Linked DNA regions of Homo sapiens: region 1 is linked to region 2. Evidence: read pairs that join two places in POLR2A ChIA-PET (ENCODE). Cell type or tissue: CD4-positive, alpha-beta T cell. All regions are shown on one strand. Each heading gives the region's core, and the rest is flanking DNA. Links, peaks and the distances in the headings are about the cores only. Region 1 overlaps PECAM1 (platelet and endothelial cell adhesion molecule 1). Region 2 overlaps ERN1 (endoplasmic reticulum to nucleus signaling 1).

The links. Peaks named below come from ENCODE experiments on the same cell type or tissue, not always from the same donor. Only the 100,000 strongest peaks of a DNase experiment are listed, where the experiment ranks them.
Region 1: POLR2A ChIA-PET joins it to region 2 with 7 read pairs; 3 of 35 experiments call an interaction of 5 or more read pairs at or near these places.

What each region holds. Positions count from the first base shown.
Region 1 is chr17:64,381,792-64,384,699 of GRCh38, forward strand. The region is part of intron 2 of PECAM1 (platelet and endothelial cell adhesion molecule 1); the gene reads right to left. Among named protein-coding and RNA genes, the nearest start is that of PECAM1, 7.6 kb to the right of the region's middle. In CD4-positive, alpha-beta T cell, for the core only: no CTCF peak of the experiment used is centred there; no DNase peak of the experiment used is centred there.
Region 2 is chr17:64,119,607-64,122,514 of GRCh38, forward strand. The region is part of intron 1 of ERN1 (endoplasmic reticulum to nucleus signaling 1); the gene reads right to left. Among named protein-coding and RNA genes, the nearest start is that of ERN1, 9.1 kb to the right of the region's middle. RefSeq lists enhancers at 1,432-1,491, 1,722-1,861. In CD4-positive, alpha-beta T cell, for the core only: no CTCF peak of the experiment used is centred there; a DNase peak (open chromatin) is centred at 1,655; H3K4me3 peaks cover 694 bases; H3K27ac peaks cover 1,544 bases.

The DNA of each region.
Region 1 (2,908 bases), core at 165-2,664, 260 kb after region 2:
CTCTCGACACACAACTTTCTTTGGACCAGCCGGGCACGGTGGTTTATGCCTGTAATCCCAGCACTTTGGGAGGCCGAGGCGGGTGGATCACTTGAGGTCAGGAGTTCAAGACCAGCCTGGCCAACATGGTGAAACCTCATCTCTACTAAAAATACAAAATTAGCCGGGTGTGGTGGTGGGCGCCTGTAATCCCAGCTACTTGGGAGACTGAGGCAGGAGAACTGCTTGAACCTGGGAGGCAGAGGTTGCAGTGAGCCAAGGTCATGCCATTGCACTCCAGCCTGGGAAATAAGAGCAAAACTCCATCTCAAAAAAACCTTTTTTTCCTTTGGACCATATTAATTTCTCTGCACTCCTCAATTAATATAGTTCCCTCCCAACCACTCTCTTCCCTCTCAGAGACAGTTAGGTCTCCTTCCATTACCTCTTCAGTACTTCCTCCTTCATTTTAAGCTATGCTGTGTATTCCAGTGACTCAACCAGGAGATACTAAAGAGCAGAAATCAAGTGCACGGAGCCAGACCTGGGCCAAATCTCATCTCTGCTACTAACAAAGCTGTGTGACCTTTGGCAAGTCCCTAAATTTCTCTGAGCCTCAGTTTGCTTATCCATACAATAGGCACAAGGAATGTAAGTATAAATGAGAACCTGAGTTTAATTACTTAAAGTAGAGTTCCTGGCACCTATAAAGTGCTTGAGAAATGTTAGCTAGATTCTTCCAGTTACAGAAATAAAGTCGACTCTTTTTTTATTTTTTAATTTTAATTTTTTAGAGATGGGGTCTTACTATGTTGTCCAGGCTATTCTTAAACGCCTGGCCTCAAGCAATCATCCCGCCTCAGCCTCCCCAAGTGCTGGGATTACAGGCATGAGCTGAAAATCAACTATTCAGAGCTTTAAAGCTGTGTCTCCACTACATGTTTCTAGGGATTTTTTTTTTTTTCAAATAAAAACCATATTTAAGGCTGGGCGTGGTGGCTCATGCCTGTAATCCCAGAACTTTGGGAGGCTGAGCTGGGCAGATCACTTGAGGTCAGGAGTTCGAGACCAGCCTCCTGGCTAACATGGTGAAACCCCATCTCTATTAAAGATACAAAAACTAGCCAGGCGTGGTGGCAGTTGCCTGTAATCCCATCTACTCGGGAGGCTGAGGCAGAAGAATCACTTGAACCTGGGAGGTGGATATTGCAGTGAGCCGAGATTGCACCACTGCACTCCAGCCTGGGCAACAAAGATAGACTCCATCTCAAAAAAAATAAACAAAATAAAAAGCATATTAAACATTTTCAGGTTAATTTAAAGCGACTTCTCCAGCCTCCCAGTTTTGCTCACTCCACTGCGTGCTCTCCACACGAGTCATTCATCTGCTCTCCTGTTTACTGAACGAGCTGCCCATCCCTGGCTGGTTATGCCCTAGACCAGCAGACAGTGCTGGGTACAGAAGGGAGTCAGACATACCAGATTCAAACCCGTGATCCCACAGTGCTTAGCTGGGTGATCTCGGGAGTTATTTAACCTCTCTGGGCCACCACGTCTCTGCCTACGAAGTAGGAACATGAATACCTGCCTTCTCTGGTATCTTTAACCTAAACAGTGACTGCGCCAAAGTGGCTGAGGGCACAGAAGGGGCCGTGTATATATTGCCCAGTGCCTGGCCTCTGGTTGACATTCTCTGCCTTCTTCCTTAGCACCATTCATAGCAAACATTTAAGGGGGTTTTTCTGTGCCAAGCACTGTCCCCCATACTGGGGGTTCAGAGAACAGTGAGGCTGGCAGTGTCTGCCCTTGGAGAGCTCATTCTGCACTCCACAACTCTTCCTACTCTGGGCCTTCCAGCCTCAGCACAACCCTTGCGTGAGCCTCCCACTAACCAGTCCTAGTTCATTTGATTTTTATAAAAGCCCTCCCTTTTTAAAAAACAATTTTAAAGCAAATTTGGCTAATGCACCAAGCAGTGGTTTTTCCAGTAGGGATGGTACCCACTAGCATGGGGCCCGTCCACCATCTTGTTTTTCTAAGCAACTCTAACACACATTATCTGCTCAAATAAACAAACTCGGCAGGGTGTGGCGGCTCACACCTGTAATCCCAGCTCTTTGGGAGGCCTAGGTCGGTGGATCACCTGAGGTCAAGAGTTCGAGACCCGCTGGCCAACATGGTGAAACCTAGCCTTTACTAAAAATACAAAAATTAGCCGGGCATGGTAGCGGGCACTTGTCATCCCAGCTACTCAGGAGGCTGAGGCAGGAGAATCACTTGAATCCAGGAGGTAGAGGTTGCAGTGAGCCAAGATCACATCATTGCACTCCAGCCTGAGCAATAGAGCAAAAACTCCATCTCAGAAAATAAATAAATTAACAATAAACGAACTCAATGGATGCACTGGCAGGAACACCACATTCCCATGGCTAGCTCGAACAGACAAGGGAGAAGAGAGGGCAGGATGGAAAAAAGAAAAGCATTTTATAAACTCTGTTGAGATATGAGTCTCAGCTCTTCATCTTAACACAAATATCATCGACAAAACAACAAAAACAGTGACCTAGTTTTTACCGCCACAACCACCACCACCTCCCTTGCTATAGAAGCCCTTCAAGATGCCCCCCCCAATGGTCCTTGCCCTCTGCTCATCACACTTACACGTGGTCACCTCCCACGTTAACATTAACCAACAAAATACTCCATCAGGTAATAAAAGACAATGCAGCTTTTATCCTGATCACTCTCTCTCCTGTCTGGGATCCCTCATTCTGGGGAATGCCAGCAGTCATAGCATAAGCAGCCCTGTGGAAGGTACCCAGGATGAGGAACTAAGGCCTCCAGCCCATAGCCACAGGAGTGAGCTTGGAAGCAGATTCCCCAGACTCAGTCAAGCCTTCAGATAACCGCAACCCTGACCAACAATTTA
Region 2 (2,908 bases), core at 121-2,620:
ATCTCCAACTCCTGACCTCAGATGATCCGCCCGTCTCAGCCTCCCAAAGTGCTGGGATTACAGGCATGAGCCACCACGCCTAGAACTAGAAATAAAGTTAGAACTTTATTTCTAGTTCTAACACTAACTAGCGGACTCTATCAATCCTAACCTCTCTGTAAAATGAGCCAAATGCTGTGTCTAGTCTGGTCCCGTGCTCTGTGACGTGACTGGGAATTTGGAGATGCATTTGTTCTTTCCAGGATTAAGGTACAAAAATTACTTGAAGGCCTCATCCTGGCTGCACATCAGAGTCACTTGGGCCTTAAAACATTTTTTGCTGGTTTATTTGGTAGAGATGGGGTCTTTCATTGTTGCCCAGTCTGGTCTCAAACTCCTGACTTCAAGTGATCCTCTTGTCTTGGCCTCCCAAAGTGCTGGGATTACAGGTGTAAGCCACTGAGCCTGGCCTTAAACATTTTTTTTTTAAAAAAGAAAAGATGCCGGCCCCCACTCCCAGAGATTCCAATTTCATTCACATAGGATGGGGCCCCAGCACAGCGTTTTTAAAAAGCTCCCCAGGTGACTGAGTCATGGCTGGGAAGCACCGCCTCAAGTAACACATTCCTAGCCACAGTTGTGGCCCCCTGTACAGGTGATTCTCTCACTCCTAGTGGCCCCTCAGGAGTCATGGGCCATTTGCTTTAAGAGAAGAGAGATCTGATTTACCTTGGTCAACAAACTTCTCTGACTCAACTGGAGATCAATGACAATGTCAGGTTCTAGGGATGTGACAGCACTGTTTGTTCAGAGAATGTACAGAAAAATTCGGTTTCCATGACAGACACTCCTGCAGCCCAGACAAACAATTATTCCTTCATCTGACAGAGAGGGGGGAAATAATCCACTGGAGAATGGGATGGTTTTGAATTATAATTATAAATTAGTCTACTAACAAAGGAAGTCATGTTTAATACATGAGAGGACAACTCTGGGCCAAGGTTCATTTTTTTAACAGTGAAACATCATGCTGAGTGAAAAATGAAACTGACATGAAATAATCACAAACTGTTTACCTCATGGAGTTTGGCAATGGAAAAATTAATCTCATTACTGATAAGAAGAGCCCACCAAAAGAACACTACACACTATGGGTCACGTCCACCCAAGCAAATATCCTGAAAGCTCCTCTAGTTCTGTAGAAAGACACACAACTGGTGCAATCCCATTAAAGAATATAAAATATAGCTGAAGCAATACCTCCCACCCCCATCCACAACCCACTTGCTTGATGATATAATACAGCCCCTTTATTGGTCTTAATGAGTCTCAAAGAAGAATTCAATAAATATTTGCTGAGTGCCCCCTACAGTGGGTATAACCAGCATGCCACGTTAAATGCCACAGAGGATGCAACCATCAGCAAGCCAGGGTCCCTGCCTTCTCGGATGAACCAGCAAGGGAAGTGAGACACACTCCCAGGGGCACCTTCCTTCCCCCCTTGCTCCTTCCTTCCCTCATTAGTCTCCTCTGAGAGCTACCTAAGCTAACTTGAATCCCTCCATTGTGGTTTAAGAGCCAGAGTCACAGCCACTGTCTCTCTCCTGTCATCACAGACCTGCTCCCTGGTGCCAGAACTGCTTGGCAGGTGGCGCCTCTGCAAAGGCAAACACCCAGAACCAGCACGGTAATGCAAGAGTTCTATCTTTTCAGGACTTCTTGGTGAAGGCTGTGACTGAGCTAGAGAAGAGCGGCTTGGGTTAAAGGCCTCTAAGGAAAGAACTTTCAGTTTTGTTCTTTCAGACATATGACTAGGCGAGATGTTACTGAAAACATGCACCTGCTTGGATATTATTAGACTCCAAGCAAAGAAATTAGCTTAAACTGTGAATTAGGCTTAGCAGGCAATTTTTTGTTGTTGTTGTTGAGACGGAGTCTCTGTTGCCCAGGCTGGAGTGCAATGGCAGGATCTCAGCTCACTGCAACCTCCGCCTCCCAGGTTCAAGCGATTCTTCTGCCTCAGCCTCATGAGTAGCTGGGATTACAGGTGCCCGCCACCATGCCTGGCTAATTTTTGTATTTTTGTAGAGATGGGGTTTCACCATGTTGGCCAGGCTGGTCTTGAACTCCTGACCTTATGATCCGCCCGCCTCAGCTTCCTGAAGTGCTGGAATTACAGGCGTGAGCCACTGTGCCCAGCCGAGCAGGCTTTTAATCCCTACTCTCTCCATGATTGCTGGATTTGACTCTACAGTTGAAAATGGCCAATTTCCTTGATGGAGACTCTCAGGTGAAGGCAGCATTCCCATCTCAAAATGGCATCTTCGCACAACTGCAACAAAGGGTAGAAGGCCATGATTCTTAACGGAGGAAAAATAACATTATCTGGGTATTTTCCTGAAGCTTACAAGAAAGCCTACTGGCCTAGACCTTCTCTAGATCCTTCTCTCATGGCCACATAGTTTGGTCAGCTCCTCAGGGTATGACTGAGGGTAGCCAGACTGGTTTGTCCCAACATACGCACCAGAACATAAGCACTGCAGGGGCTTCTCTTCAAAGGGAGGTAGGAGGATCAAGTTTAAGGTTTGGTTCTGCCACTCACACATGACCCTGGACAGGTTACCAGCCCTTGCTGGTTGCCTTTTCCCATCTGTCTGCTCTGGAAGACAGAGCAGGGTAGTAATTTTTCTCAGCTTGGGAGAGGAGGGTAATGCCTGAGAGAGGGTGCCCCAAACACCACCCTCCTAGGTTCTGATGTGCTCATACTGTTACTGAGGGATGTGCGCCATATTTCTTATGTGCAGCTGGAAGGGGAAAAAATTGAGACTCATTGGACTACATGGCCGAGAGCCCATCAAGCAGTCTAATGCACTCTGATTCCAGTTATCTTGGGAGGCTACACATCTATTCATACATGCTTCTAGGGCTC